Linked DNA regions of Homo sapiens: regions 2, 3, 4 and 5 are each linked to region 1. The links are chromatin contacts, found by Hi-C or POLR2A ChIA-PET in ENCODE. All regions are on one chromosome and are shown on one strand. The core of a region is the stretch at or near the end of the contact, and the rest is flanking DNA. Distances in the headings are between cores, read along the strand shown.

What was found. A loop is a pair of places that touch in the nucleus more often than their neighbours do. ChIA-PET counts read pairs that join two places held with the same protein, here RNA polymerase II (POLR2A). Pooled maps may share reads with other maps.
Region 2: a loop to region 1 is called in a map of K562, with 3 times the contacts of the local background. The contact joins the enhancer-like site here to the promoter of CREBZF in region 1. A Hi-C loop is called at or near these places in 1 of 168 maps with a recorded cell type or tissue (K562) and 7 of 50 pooled maps. POLR2A ChIA-PET finds 5 or more read pairs at or near these places in 1 of 52 experiments (activated T-cell).
Region 3: a loop to region 1 is called in a pooled map, with 3 times the contacts of the local background. The contact joins the enhancer-like site here to the promoter of CREBZF in region 1. A Hi-C loop is called at or near these places in 5 of 50 pooled maps. POLR2A ChIA-PET finds 5 or more read pairs at or near these places in 2 of 52 experiments (HEK293T and PC-3).
Region 4: a map of B cell shows a loop between it and region 1 (5-fold over the local background). The contact joins the enhancer-like site here to the promoter of CREBZF in region 1. A Hi-C loop is called at or near these places in 1 of 168 maps with a recorded cell type or tissue (B cell), 1 of 37 single-sample maps with no recorded cell type and 3 of 50 pooled maps. POLR2A ChIA-PET finds 5 or more read pairs at or near these places in 1 of 52 experiments (HEK293).
Region 5: a pooled map shows a loop between it and region 1 (4-fold over the local background). The contact joins the enhancer-like site here to the promoter of CREBZF in region 1. A Hi-C loop is called at or near these places in 6 of 50 pooled maps. POLR2A ChIA-PET finds 5 or more read pairs at or near these places in 2 of 52 experiments (BJ and activated T-cell).

The regions. Positions count from the first base shown.
Region 1 is chr11:85,663,782-85,666,561 of GRCh38, reverse strand. It overlaps CREBZF (CREB/ATF bZIP transcription factor), which reads left to right and starts at 1,433. Exons shown (of 1, transcript NM_001039618.4): 1 at 1,433-2,780. The coding sequence starts at 1,687. The coding sequence ends at 2,751. RefSeq lists enhancers at 1,850-1,899, 2,170-2,459, 2,570-2,780.
Region 2 is chr11:86,175,193-86,177,972 of GRCh38, reverse strand. No RefSeq gene overlaps it. Among named protein-coding and RNA genes, the nearest start is that of LINC02695, 17 kb to the left of the region's middle. RefSeq lists a cis regulatory region at 1,093-1,802. Within about 2 kb of position 1,337, at least 3 of the 41 ENCODE cell types and tissues checked have a DNase peak (open chromatin) inside an H3K27ac peak, as active enhancers do.
Region 3 is chr11:86,040,596-86,043,375 of GRCh38, reverse strand. All of the region lies in intron 1 of PICALM (phosphatidylinositol binding clathrin assembly protein), which reads left to right. LOC124902730 (a long non-coding RNA gene) reads left to right here. Exons shown (of 2, transcript XR_007062822.1): 1 at 1-614; 2 at 848-987. Among named protein-coding and RNA genes, the nearest start is that of PICALM, 27 kb to the left of the region's middle. Within about 2 kb of position 1,320, at least 13 of the 41 ENCODE cell types and tissues checked have a DNase peak (open chromatin) inside an H3K27ac peak, as active enhancers do.
Region 4 is chr11:85,315,815-85,318,594 of GRCh38, reverse strand. The region is part of intron 3 of DLG2 (discs large MAGUK scaffold protein 2); the gene reads left to right. Among named protein-coding and RNA genes, the nearest start is that of DLG2, 310 kb to the left of the region's middle. RefSeq lists an enhancer at 1,456-1,525. Within about 2 kb of position 1,439, at least 4 of the 41 ENCODE cell types and tissues checked have a DNase peak (open chromatin) inside an H3K27ac peak, as active enhancers do; they include B cell, where a contact is called at or near this core.
Region 5 is chr11:85,946,710-85,949,489 of GRCh38, reverse strand. No RefSeq gene overlaps it. Among named protein-coding and RNA genes, the nearest start is that of CCDC83, 93 kb to the right of the region's middle. RefSeq lists an enhancer at 1,395-1,444. Within about 2 kb of position 1,414, at least 6 of the 41 ENCODE cell types and tissues checked have a DNase peak (open chromatin) inside an H3K27ac peak, as active enhancers do.

The DNA of each region.
Region 1 (2,780 bases), core at 184-2,683:
CTTTAAGATTTAAGAACTAGAAGAGCAGTTAAAGAATTCATGTATATTTTACTCATGAACAAAGGAAAATTCATTTCTCTTTTTTTGTTTGGGCTGTCAGGAAACAATTTTTAGCCCAATTCAAACAACTGAGTAAGATATTGCATCCATCCAATTCCAAGATTAACCTTTTCCCCTTTCAGAAATCCTTCTCTTCCTAGTTCATCTTTTATTGGCCTTGCTTTTTAAAAATTCAAAATGTTTTGTTTTACTATATTCTAATGTACTTGTAAACTGCTTCAAATCTCAAATCCCTTGTGGGATGTGAACCTAAATATCTGTATTTGTAAACTGCTTCAAATCTGAAATCCCTTGTGGGATGTGAACCTAAATAACAAACAGAAAAGGTCTCTAAAATAAAAGACATGTTTTGAGAATGGAGCATTTCAGTGGGAAAACGCATGCCATAGTAAACTATGTGTGTATTCAGGAAGACGAAGGAAGACAAAGAGTTTTAAAGGAAAAAAAAATGAGGATGGTTACACATTGTTTTGAACTAATTATCTTAGCTACAAAGGTCAATAACAAGGGTGACGTCAGTTAAAGGTTGGACAGGCAGTTTCTGGGCAGACATCCTTGCAGAGGTTTTGTATAAGGTCGTGATGGTCTTTGTGCAACGTTGTGGTTTTTACAGTCTTTGTTTTCAGGCATACAAGCATGAGTACCCTCTCTTCATAGCCTTTCCTGGCTCTATTTGTCAGAGTTTTTGTTTGTTTGTTACCCAAATGCAGTAAGTCAGTACTGATTGGATTTTGGCTCAAGTGAAAACATCTACTTACAAAAATGGCAAGAACAACTGAAGACAATTTTTGTAAGCAATGTTGTATTCTACATTCATTTTGCTTTGGTTTTAATTTTTTTTAATTGACAAATAATAACTGTCATATTCATTGGGTACATAGTGATATTTCTATACATATGGAATGTAGTGATCAGGTTAGGGTAACTAGCATATCCATTATCCAACTGAGGACATCTAGTATGGCCCAGGTATTAAATAGTATTAGTAAACGATTGTTAATTTTCTGAAGACTTGGTAATAGTATTATGATTATGAAAAAAAAGTCCTTATTTTTAGAGATGCACACTGAAGTACGCAGGGGTGTGGTGTCTCATCTGCAACTTTAGGATGATTCAGCAAAAAAAAAATTTACAAGCATTTATGTAAAGATAAAGCAAATATAGCAAAATGTTGTGTTGAACTGTTGAGTCTGGGTATTGGGTGGTATTGAATTAGGGTGGATAAATCTAGAGACTTGTTATTTTTGCCGCTGTTATTATGACATCACTAGAAAGCTGGAATTATTCCCACTCTAAAGCACCCTGAAATCTCGCGACACTACGGCCTGGTGGCGCGCGAAACGCGGTGGGCGGGACTGGGGCGAAAACCACTGACTTCCGGCTACGCCGTTGTCTGGGTGGCGCGGTCGAGTCATCGCAGGGCCTCACCGCTTCGTTCTCCCGTCCCTCCCCGCGCCTTGGCGCGGGGGGTCGACTAGCCAAGTGAGGCGGGAGGCGACTCGGACCTTTCCCTGCATTTCGTTTCGGCCAGTGCCGGGGGCTACCCGCCCTGGGGCCTGGGATCCTTGGGGCCCGTGAGGCCCACTCTTAGCGGCCGGGGCCTACCGCGGCCCGCCGCTGGCCCTCATGAGGCATAGCCTGACCAAGCTGCTGGCAGCCTCGGGCAGCAACTCCCCAACCCGCAGTGAGAGCCCGGAGCCGGCTGCAACTTGTTCGCTGCCCTCTGACCTGACCCGGGCTGCAGCGGGGGAGGAGGAGACGGCGGCGGCCGGATCTCCCGGCCGCAAGCAGCAGTTTGGCGACGAAGGAGAGTTGGAAGCCGGGAGGGGGAGCCGCGGCGGCGTGGCCGTGCGCGCGCCCTCCCCCGAGGAGATGGAGGAGGAGGCGATCGCCAGCCTCCCGGGGGAAGAGACGGAGGATATGGACTTTCTGTCTGGGCTGGAACTGGCGGATCTCCTGGACCCCAGGCAACCGGACTGGCACCTGGACCCCGGGCTTAGCTCGCCGGGGCCTCTCTCCTCGTCTGGCGGAGGCTCGGATAGCGGCGGCCTGTGGAGAGGGGACGATGACGATGAGGCCGCGGCTGCTGAAATGCAGCGCTTCTCTGACCTGCTGCAAAGGCTGTTAAACGGTATCGGAGGCTGCAGCAGCAGCAGTGACAGTGGCAGCGCCGAAAAGAGGCGGAGAAAGTCCCCAGGAGGAGGCGGCGGTGGCGGCAGCGGTAACGACAACAACCAGGCGGCGACAAAGAGTCCCCGGAAGGCGGCGGCGGCCGCTGCCCGCCTTAATCGACTGAAGAAGAAGGAGTACGTGATGGGGCTGGAGAGTCGAGTCCGGGGTCTGGCAGCCGAGAACCAGGAGCTGCGGGCCGAGAATCGGGAGCTGGGCAAACGCGTACAGGCACTGCAGGAGGAGAGTCGCTACCTACGGGCAGTCTTAGCCAACGAGACTGGACTGGCTCGCTTGCTGAGCCGGCTGAGCGGCGTGGGACTGCGGCTGACCACCTCGCTCTTCAGAGACTCGCCCGCCGGTGACCACGACTACGCTCTGCCGGTGGGAAAGCAGAAGCAGGACCTGCTGGAAGAGGACGACTCGGCGGGAGGAGTCTGTCTCCATGTGGACAAGGATAAGGTGTCGGTGGAGTTCTGCTCGGCGTGCGCCCGGAAGGCGTCGTCTTCTCTTAAAATGTAGGGTCAAGTAATCTGCTCTTTATCCGCGTT
Region 2 (2,780 bases), core at 88-2,587, 510 kb before region 1:
TCCCGAGTAGCTGGGACTACCAGCACCTGCCACCACGCCCGGCTAATTTTTGTATTTTTAGTAGAGACAGGATTTCATCATGTTAGCCAGGCTGGTCTCGAACTCCTGACCTCAAGTGATCTGCCTACAGTGCAACATAGTGGGGTAAAAAGTTATTTAAACCAACTCTGTGCCCCTGAGGGTCTGACCATTTTGTCAGGGGGACAGGAAATGTTGTATTCTGTTAAATACAGCAGAAAGGATCCTCTGCAGAGCCTGGTCAGTGGTACTTATAGTCTAAGTCTCACAGGTTCCAAGGTTTGTGGGTAGATCTGAGAAACAGAGGGCCAGCTGAGAGAACTCTTGTCTTCCTAACTCTTTCACTCCATCACCCTGAGACTTTCTCTCTCTCTGTCTAGAGTTGACCAAAAAGTGCAGCATCATCTTTGGTTGTCCTGTGTACCCCCTAGAGCCACAGGGAGGTAAAAAATAAACTGCTCTCTGCTCTTCTTTCCTGCCCCAGATTCTCTAGCCAAGTCAGACTTCTCCCAGCTCAAGTGGAGAATTACTCTGTATCAGCTGACTCCCTGAAAGTCAGCTGACTAAATGGTGTTCTATCCTCATTTTAAAGCAGCCTAGAAAAAATTGAATTTATGGAGAATCTCTCTGAGTCAGTGCTCAGAAAAACCTCTACATGTCAGTCTATTTAATTTTTTTTTGTTTTGTTTTTGTTTGTTTGTTTCTTTGAGACGGCATCTCCCTCTGCCACCCAGGCTGCAGTGCAGTGGCACGATCTTGGCTCACTGCAACCTCTGCTTCCCGGGTTCAAGCGATTCTCCTGCCTCAGCCTTCTAAGTAGCTGGGATTACAGGTGCCTCCCACCATGCCTGGCTAATTTTTGTATTTTTAGTAGAGATGGGGTTTCACCATGTTGGCCATTGTTTGCCAGGCTGGTCTTGAACTCCTGACCTCAGGTGATCCACCTGCCTTGGCCTCCCAAAGTGCTGGGATTACAGGCATGAGCCACTGTGCCTAGCCATTCTATTTGATTTTATGAAGACTTTCAGCTTTTAGATCAGAGGAGCTGCCTCCCCATTCTGAAAAAAAAGGTGAATGTGGCTTTGGACCAGGAGACAGGCTGACTTGTCTCTGGTTCCAGTTGCATCACTTAGGGACACTGGATGTTTGGCATGTAATTTCTGCTCTCTGAGCTTTGGTCATCTCCTCTGTAAAGAGAGGACTGTAACAACAGTGCAACACTCCCTACCTGCCCTCCACGCACCCCACCCTCCACCTCAGGGTTGTTCTGAGAATTAAATGAGATCATCTATGTGACGATATTCTACACTACGCAAATGTAAGTTCCCTTTATCAGATTTCAGATTTGATGAGTCATTTCAGACATTAGTTCTTGACATATTTCCTTCACTTAACCCCACCACTAATTATTTCTTCTTTTTTCCTTTTCTTATTTCCTGTAGAAATTATAAAATTGGTCCTCTGCATACCTCTTGATGAAGTCTACCCCTATACCTTATCTAACATCTTTCTGGCTCCATTCCCCATTCCCACTTAGATCTGCCAGGTCTCACTCCCTCATTGTGTCAGTAATTATTCAGAAAGTCTTCTCCCAGCCCACACTATCACCATGCACAGCTGCATATCTGACAGTGACATACTTCATGTTCGATCTAGTTGTAGTCATATATAGAAACCCAAATAATGATGGAATAAGAGTTAAGTCATGTGTTCCAGAATTAGCATTATCATTGATTATCTAGTGGGCTTCAGGCCATTCAGTTAAACAAACATCTATTCAGGTCAGGGGGTGGAGGAGATGTTCCCTGCTGTGCAGAAACTCAAAATTTTTAAGTCACACAGATTTGTAAACCTCCAATTATGAATAATGAAGTGGTACACACATACAAAAATATTATTGGCACATTGGGGAAGGAACAATTTGATGTGCCTTTGAAGGCTGTAGAAAGCACCACTGCAGAGAGGAGGTGACATCTGAGCTTGGTCTTGAATGATGGATGTCTAAGATTTTAAAGTCCAAGAAGGAGACCAGGTTGAAGGAGGAACATTAACAGATGAACAGAATAGCTAGATGAAGGAATGGCAAGAGTTCGGTGTGACCGGAGCACAGAATGCACAGTGGGGAGAATAGGAGATAAGGCTAGAAGGAACACTGGGCTGAAGTCATGTAGGATCTAATGTGCCAGGTTCATATATCTGGGCTTTGTTCTATCCAGCCCTTCCCAATCAGGATTCCACCAGAAAAATTAAGCCCTGATGACTTAAGACATCTATCATACAAATAAATTTCTCTCCCCTGTACACCTAGAATGGTATTAACTATGTACCATCCTGGAAAGACCTGAAATAGTCACTCAGATAATTTTCTGGAGGGCTTGGTTCTCACATGGAAGCCCAGGAGAGAAAGCCTGCTAGGCAGTGCAAGCCATCCAACATTTATAGAAAGCAAGTGACATCTTCACGTCATAGAAACACTGCTTGGGTGGCAATGAGAAGAGTGCTTTAGAAATAGTACAGGCAGAGGATAAGTGGTTAACTAAACTGCTGTTGCAATAATTCAGGTGGGTGACAACCAGGGCTCAGGGTGGTGACAGTAGAAATGGAGGTAAAGGACACCTTAGAGACATTTGGGAGGCAGAATAGATGGTGTTCTTTAGTGCTGTCTTCCCCAGCTCTTTGGCTATGATATGAAATCACCAGCTCCCTCCAGCTTCAGGCTGGAACCTTCCTAAAGAGGGCAAGAAGTGGCTGGGTGCAGTGAC
Region 3 (2,780 bases), core at 71-2,570, 380 kb before region 1:
AGGTTAAGAAATTAGATGAGTTTCCCGGGGTGAAAAAAACAGAAGCAGAGATTATTGTTAAAAATGGTCATGGGTAGAGGGGTTAGAGGGCAAAGTAGGCAGAATAGAAGCATGTTTGTGTTTTAAGGAGGCTAAGAACTAGAATATAGCACTCATAAAAGGAAAATGCAAATGCACTGTGAATAGCTGCTACTGGTAGTGTATTAATTTCTTAGCTACATGTAAACTTTTATTAGTGTGCTTATAACTAAGGTGATGTGTAATATGTCATCCAAACTTGGGTCACTTTTAAGAGTGAAAGGGTGTGCTATCTGAATGGGACCCTGGACAACAGGTGTGAACCAGGACTGTTCCAGCAAAACCAGGACGGTTGGTCATTCCTAACTAATAACGTACTTTTCTCCAGACTTAGTCCCAATTCCTTTAACCTCTCCAGAATTATCTATAAATAATTATAGATATTATACCATAAATGTTTTTTCCTTTATAGTACTCTGATCTGCACTTGCAGAGCCTCTCAGTTGTTGGTTTCTTTTTCCCTGTCTTGTTGGAAAGAAAGGAGAATTTTTCTGCCCCCACTCTGGACCCTGCTTGGGTTCACAGCATTGGTGGAGGTAAGTAGTATTCTCAATGTATTGTTAGTTGACTTTCATTTTGCTTAGGAAATGAGGTTTCTGTATTTTTCTGATCCAGTACTAGATTTTTTTTTTTTTTTGAGAGTCCTGATGATATTTAACTGGGCTAACGAACAGTTAGTAAGTTCTTAGCATGTAATACAAAAAAGTGTTTGTAATTTTGGCATTTGTTCTTAAATTACTTGATACTTAATATGTTTTCTTTCCTATAGGTGGGGTTGTCATTGTGAAATTTAAGATCTTCAAAGAAGAGAATGTAATTTATACCATGAATATGTTATTTTTTCATGTTGGAGCACTGTAATACTTTCAGTTTGTTTTCTTATTGTTTAAATAAAATTTTTAATTCTTATATTAAGTGATGAGTTTTTATTCCATTAAGTAGCTTTTTATTGTCTTGTATTTCTGATAAATTTAAAATTGACATAGAAGTAATAAATCTTTGAGATGGTGCTTACCAAAATATGATTTTCCTCATCCCTTACAGTAATCCTTATTTGGAATCTAGGATGGGCCTAAGGTATCTAGGTTTGAAAATCACCACTTTAGAGTACTAGAATGGAATCCTAAACAATCTCAGATTTAAGAATGTGGTTTACAGATGAGCCTGAATGCATCTGTGTTCTTGCCAGGGTCCTGTTGTTCCTCTGTACAGTCTGCCATCTAGTGGTAGGAATGCAGAGTTTACCAGAATGCCAACGGAAAGCTCTAGGTTTACACTTTCTTATATTAAGAAGGCTTACGTAGTAATTTAAAACATTTTGATAATCAGAGGAGGGGGGAGGAACAACTCTTTCATTTGAAAATACAAGTCAGTGGCAGTGAAGTCAGAGTATTCCAAGAGTATATGTTTTTCTATAGAGCATTTTCATGACTTAAACTTTCCACTTTTGTTCTAAGAGTTTTTGTATTTATGACATTAGTGGGTAAAGAGACAAATGAAAGATAATTTTAAGAGACAGTAGATTAGACTGATCTGAAAAATGTGTTTTCAGTGTTGATTAAAATTTTAGAGCAATTACATAATGACTTCATTTAAAACAATTTAGTTTGCACTTTTAAAATTAAAGTTTGAACAGTTCGGTAAATTTGGCTTGGGTTCAGCCATGACTTAAGAGGCTAAATTTCAGACATATATTAATATATAGTATCTTAGGAGTTTGCTTTGTGTACCCAGTTCTATCTGAATTCTTTCTTCTCTACATATTCCCTTTTCAGTTCCTCATCTTTCCTCTGCCACAAATAAAAAGGATGTCAGTCCTTTCTCTGCCAGGAAAATGCCTTTTAAAAAATCTCTTCTGTGTTCCGTTCTTGAAGTAGAGGCTTTTTATTGAGGTAGTTCATAATATCAGTATAGTGGCAGGAGGAGGAATATGGGGTGGTATAAACTTGAAAAAGCAATTATGCTGCTCTCTAGATTGCTAATATATTTTTTTCCAAATTTGCTGCACTGAAGCTTAGACTAAATAGAATATTGTTGCTTTCTACAGATGTCTTCTAAGTTACATTTCATTTACTAGTATTAATTTAATAAATATTTAAGGTGTATCCTGCTAGGTGCTGGCAATTTGAGGATGAAGAAGTCATGGACTGCCTTTAGTGAGCTCTCTCATAGGAGAGACTGATATATGAGCTAGTAATTGTAATGAAGTGTGAAAAGTGCTGTAACTATTGTATGATGAGTTAAGAGAGTATGAAATTGAAACCAGGGAAAATTTGCTTTCCCCTCCAAAACAATTGCCTGGTCTTTTTGCCATCTCTGAATCCTATACATACAGATTACAATCACCATAATGTATTGTGAGGCTGTATCTTTACCCCCAAAGACCTCAGTTTAGTAGGGGAGAAATTTTGCATCTTCTCAGCTTTGTATATCTAAGTATTTGGCATATACTTAGGTGAATCCATTGTTTATTTGAATTGCATCCGGGTCATTTCCAGCAAAAGGGATAGCTCTGAAAGTGTGTGGCTTCATCCTGTGTCTCACTTAAAGCATTTTGGAATATATACACACACTTAAACATATATACACCTATACTGTTTGTACCTGAATGTAAGGTAACCCCAAATATAAAGCAAGCCTGCATTTTCCCAGAGACATTGACAGCCCCTCAAGTTTTATTTATTTAACCTATTTAAATATGT
Region 4 (2,780 bases), core at 190-2,689, 350 kb after region 1:
TACATTTCAACCAAGTGGAATTTACAAAGCCTTTTGGGAAGCATTTTATCAGCTCAAAGATGATGAAAAATGAGAGCTTTGGCCAAGATAAGGCTGCCTGGTTTCTTTTTTGCACTTTTATTCCTCAAAACGTAGAGTGTACTTTCCTTTTTTTTCTACTCATTAATGTTGTCAACTATTTATATCATGAGTCTACTGGGTTTCTGCTGCTTTATTCTGTTTTGTTAGAACTTGATAAACATTGATCAGGAGCCTCTAGTTCTCAAAGTGCAATTTCTGGAGAAGGATTTGGCCACATTGGAAAATTGTAGTAGACTTTTACTTTGCCAGAAGTCCATTTAGTGTGGGAAGAATTAATTCTCTGATTCAGTGATCATTTAGGGATGCCAATATGCTGGCTTATTTCACATGCAGCTGGTCTTAAAACTACATTTTATAAATTTGACAAGTTATTGATAATCCACTCAGATTAAATACTGCTTCTACTTTTTTTTGACTTTGGATACTAGAGGAGAAGGGTAAATAAGAACAAGAAAAAAATTGTGATGGATTGGCATGGAAATGTAATTAAATTGGTTCATAAAATTATCCTCAGATGTGTGCTACCTCCTGATTATGAGTATTGTGGAACAGACACACAGATGTGCACACTTACATGAAATATATCCTAAATTGGGTGCTATTTTTTTTTTAGGTTCAGGGTACATATGCAGATATGTTACATAGGTAAAATTGTGTCATGGGGATTGTTATATAGATATTTCATTACTCAGGTATTAAGCCTAGTACTCATTAGTTATTTTTCTCCATCCTTTCCCTCCTCCTACCCTTCATCCTCCAATAGGCCCCAGTGTATCTTGCTCCCTTCTATGTGTTCATGTGTTCTCATCATTGAGCACCTATACTGTAGTTTATTTACTTATTATTTTGTTCAGTCCCTAAAACTGGGGGGAACTTAATGGGGTCCTCCTAAATGCTCAATTCTTTCCTTGGAGGAAGGAACAAAAGACTATTCTCATAGCATCCAGCACATACCACTATTTTAGTGCTTCCTGTATTTTCTTCCAGTAAGACCCTGTCTCTACCATCAGACCATAAAACATTAGACAGCATATTCTTTAATTTTCTTTTACTCATTTCTTTCTAGGTTAGGGCCTGCTACATACTGGGCAAATTAATGTTTTTGGAGCATAAAATTATATCATGAGGCTGCCTTCAGAGTGATGATTCCTTCCGTTTGTAGCTGGAGAAGTTGGCATGTTAGTTTCTCGGTAGCTTTAGTTAGAATAAAGGATTAATATTGAACCCTTTCAGTGGCCTTACATTATTTTTAAATAAAGACTAAAATGGAGCCCCGTCTATGTCTGCAGCTTTACCACATCCTCTTTTAGTTGTTGTCACGCCACACTGGCTTTCTCTCAGATCCTCAAACAAATTATGTTGCTTCCTGCGTCAGAGCTTTTACACAAGATGTTTACTTGCCTGGAATACAATGCTTCTGTATTTACTTTTCCACTTCTGCCCCCTTTTACCTTCAAAGTTGATATTCATACTTTGGATCAAAACTGGGAACAAGGAAGCCATTTCTGACACTTCAGAACAGGTCATGTTCCCCAGTTGTGCTATGTTGTATCTTTTTTACATTGCTTTTACTACAGTTTTGATTTATTTAAGTATGTATTTGATAAGTTTTGTGTCTCCCATAAGACTGTAGATTCTAGGATGGTGGGGACCGTACTTTTATTTACCATTTTATCCTTAGTGCCTTGCCTAGTCCCTGGGACAAAGAAAATATCCCAATTTTTTTGAAATAATAAAACCCAGTTGTATTTTACCTGTTTTTTTTCTTCTGCCAAAGAAGATTTTCTATTTTTATGTGAATAAAATAGGGAAGCCCTGTATACAGATAGGGTTGAGTTTGTCCTGGTCACTCTCTTCAAATACCCAGTTGTATCCTATCTTTAGCTTTTGTACATGAGAGGCATTGGCTAAGAGCAGCAAATAGGCACAAGAAAGAAGACACATTCTTCCTTCTTTATTCTGCTGCATCATCTATAGTATTCATTTATTCCCCTTCTTTCCTGCTACCTGTAACCCACCTTGCTCCATAATGATGTCCCTTTGAGATTTTGAGGTAATATATTAATCCCAATATGGCTCCCACTTGGTAGGAGATAGTACCAGATATTTAAAAATATAAGTCTTGTCTTTCTGTCCATCTCATGCTCAAATAACTAAACATCAGGATAGCTTAAATCGGTGTTTAGATTATAGAAATATGTCTTTCTAGTTTATGAGAGTTATTTATAAATCGAAGTAGCATTTTAAATTAATTACACTAGCGACATTGAGAATAGTCATTTTAGAACAAAGTTTCAGCTAATAAGAAACAGTGATCTGTTAAATAGTAGTAGTTTATTTGATCTATTTGCAGATGAATCTGACTGGATTCACATTCTTTAAAAAAAAAAATCTTCTGTTTGACCTGTTCGAGCTGTGCTCAAGCCCAGCTAATGTAATAAGTGGTGAACAGTAATTCAACCCTTTAGTTTATTTAAAAGTTTTTCCTGTTATGAATTGGGGTCAAATCGTCCTCAGAGAGGGGAGGGACACAGCTGGGCATTGGCAGATAATTCAGGTGAGGGAGAACCTTTCACCCTGTGATTGGGGGACATTTTATTTTTTCCAGAGCAGAGGAGACAGGGAAATCCTTGTATTTTTCCAGATCTGAAACTGCTCCTCTGATTGAGAGAGGTGAAGAGGCAGTTTTTAAATATCCT
Region 5 (2,780 bases), core at 165-2,664, 280 kb before region 1:
CATGGCTCACTGCAGCCTTGAACTTCTAGGCTGAAGCAATTCTCCCACCTCAGCCCCCAAGTAGCTGGGACTACAGGTGTATGCCACCACACCCAGCTAATTTTTTAACTTTTTGTAGAGGGGAGGTCTCACTATATCGCCCAGGCTGGTCTCGAACTCCTGAGCTCAAGCAATCTTCCCACCATGGCCTCCCAAAGTGCTAGGATTACAGGCATGAGCCACCACACCTGGCAGAGACAATATTTTACTATTGAAACCATTGACTTCTCATAAGGGAAATATTCAGTCTCTGTATGAGGATTGGTTTTGGTTGTGTATAACAGTAAACTTAAACTAACAATGATTCAAACAAGATAGTTTCTTTTCCCTCACACATGGAAGTGTGACTTGGTATGTGTGCCTACTCTGCCCCACAAGATTGTTAAGTGTCCACTTTTAGGTCTAGGTGTCTTGGTGTCGCACAGTCCTTAAGGTATTACTCTCAGGTGCACAATCCAATACGGCTAAGCAGCATAACCACATTCCAAGCAGCAGGATTCAGGTGGGTGGGGACAGGAGAAGAGATGACCCAGAAATTGTGCACACTTCTTGCACTTCTGTTCACATTCCATTGGCCAGAACTTTGTCATATGGCTATTTAAAAAAAAGCCTAAAGACTAAAAAAATGTATTTAATTTGAGTGACCGTGTACCAACTAAAACAGCTAAATAGATGATTATAGAAGAAGGGGGAGAGTAGTTTATTTTTTTCACTTATATTTTGTACTATTGCTAATAGGGAGAATATATTTAAAGACAAAATAGCAACCAGTGCCACAGTCCTACAATTTTTATTAGAAGAATTAATTTCATGAAGCTTTTTCTGATCTGTGACTTCAAAACCCATGACACATACTGCAAGTTGAGATCTGAGAAATCTTTTAAAATAATGTTTTAGAATTGAAATGTGTCAATGAAAACAAATACAAAAAACATCAAAAGCTTAAAAAAATGAAAACTAAGCAGATCCAAGCTGCTAGTGCTGAGTAAATGTTACAAGACATGTTGAAAATATGTACATTCTCACCAGATTTTAGGTCCAGCTATATCTCACGTTGACATTTCCATATAAATAGCATAAAAGTAAAAAAAGACACTTTTTAAGTGGCTAGGCGAAAATGACTGATGTAAAAATGAGATGTAACGAAGAACATTAAAGCTCTAAGGTTAATTACACACTTGTGCTAGAACCTCAAGGGAGGTCAGGGTACACCATCCCTCTGATTTGGTGTCTGAGGACTTTGAGGTAAAAGTGACTCGCTGGCCTCATTCAGAGTAGTCATAGAGAGGGGAATCCCACGTGGTTAATTTTCATTCTTCTTAGGAGGAAAATGTTGCAAGGGCTAGCATATTTTTATACAAAAAGATGGCAGTAACCCAAGAAGGCAAGAGGTCAGCGAGTTGACACAGGACTTGAGGAAGGAAATGCTGACAAAACCTTATGCTAAGAATCTGTGAGGATATCTGAATCTGCAGTTACTTTAAGACTCATTTGTTGTGCTGGAAATCTGAAAACATTTCTATTTAAAGATTCTTTAAAAGTATCTTAAAGGCTTTTAGCACTTACTCAGATCATAAGAACAGAATGACCTAAAACATAACCAACCTAAAGAGTCACGATACAAAAAAAAAAAAAAAGGCTTTCTGGGAACATGAGCCTCACAAAGTCATAGGAATAGGAAATGGAAATACTTAATCAAGTTAAAGTCACTAATATTTAGAAAGCCTCAGTTGTTCGAGGGTGCATTTCCTTGTGTCTGTTACAAAAGCCAGTTTATTCCAAGAAAAATACAGAGAACTGTTGTGTTGGCATCTAGTAAAACAAGCAAGGAAATCAGTCCTTTAACAAACAGCCCTTTGTTGCCATAAAACTAACCTAGCCTCTCTGTTCCCTGAATGGTTCTAGTGTCTGACTACATGGCTTGAGAAGAGACAAAAATGCCTGTACCCCACCTCCTGCTACACATAAGAATTTTGGAACTAGGTTTACTACTTGTCCCTACAGCCTCAAGTAGATCAGCAGATTCAGGATGGGCCCTTGGAGCCTACTGGATGAAGACCATGCCCCTATACCAGGGCGGTGACTGATTTGCTCTCAGCAAAAGACAGAGCGAGCCTTTGGATTAATAAGCATGTAGTTACCCCATATGCATATAAAACTATCATATATCTATACAAATTAAAACTTAAAGTGTGTAGAGCCCGGCTGTCATCATACTGGTTTGCACCTGACACCATGTGACGGATTGGACACAGACTCTGCTCTGTGTGCCTTTACGTGAATGCATTGCAAAGACAACCATACTCTTTGGCTACTTCCAGAGAATCTTTAGAGATTCCTGTTATATGTCAATTTTTTCAACTGCCATATATTGCATGTCTACTATGTGTAGGTTACACACTTTCTAATCCTTAAATAATACTGCAGTATGGGAATTAGGTTTGTAAAGTATAGTTGAGGAAACCAGGGTTTAAAGAGGTTAAGTGACCACCCAAGATGCAAAGGCAGCCAGCCTGACTCCACAGAATGTGTTTTCCCATACTCTGTCTCTTTACACCTCCTTAATTTCTTCAAACCTAGCTAATTTTTGGCCTAAAGTAAGCAACTTACTACCCTGAAGCTCAAGCTCCAACCACCTTGTTCCTGCCCCTCAAATCTTGAATAACAACATGCAAAACTCAAATACTTTGTTATTCTGAGAACTGAAACCTACATAAAAATCCTCCTAAACTCATTTTTAC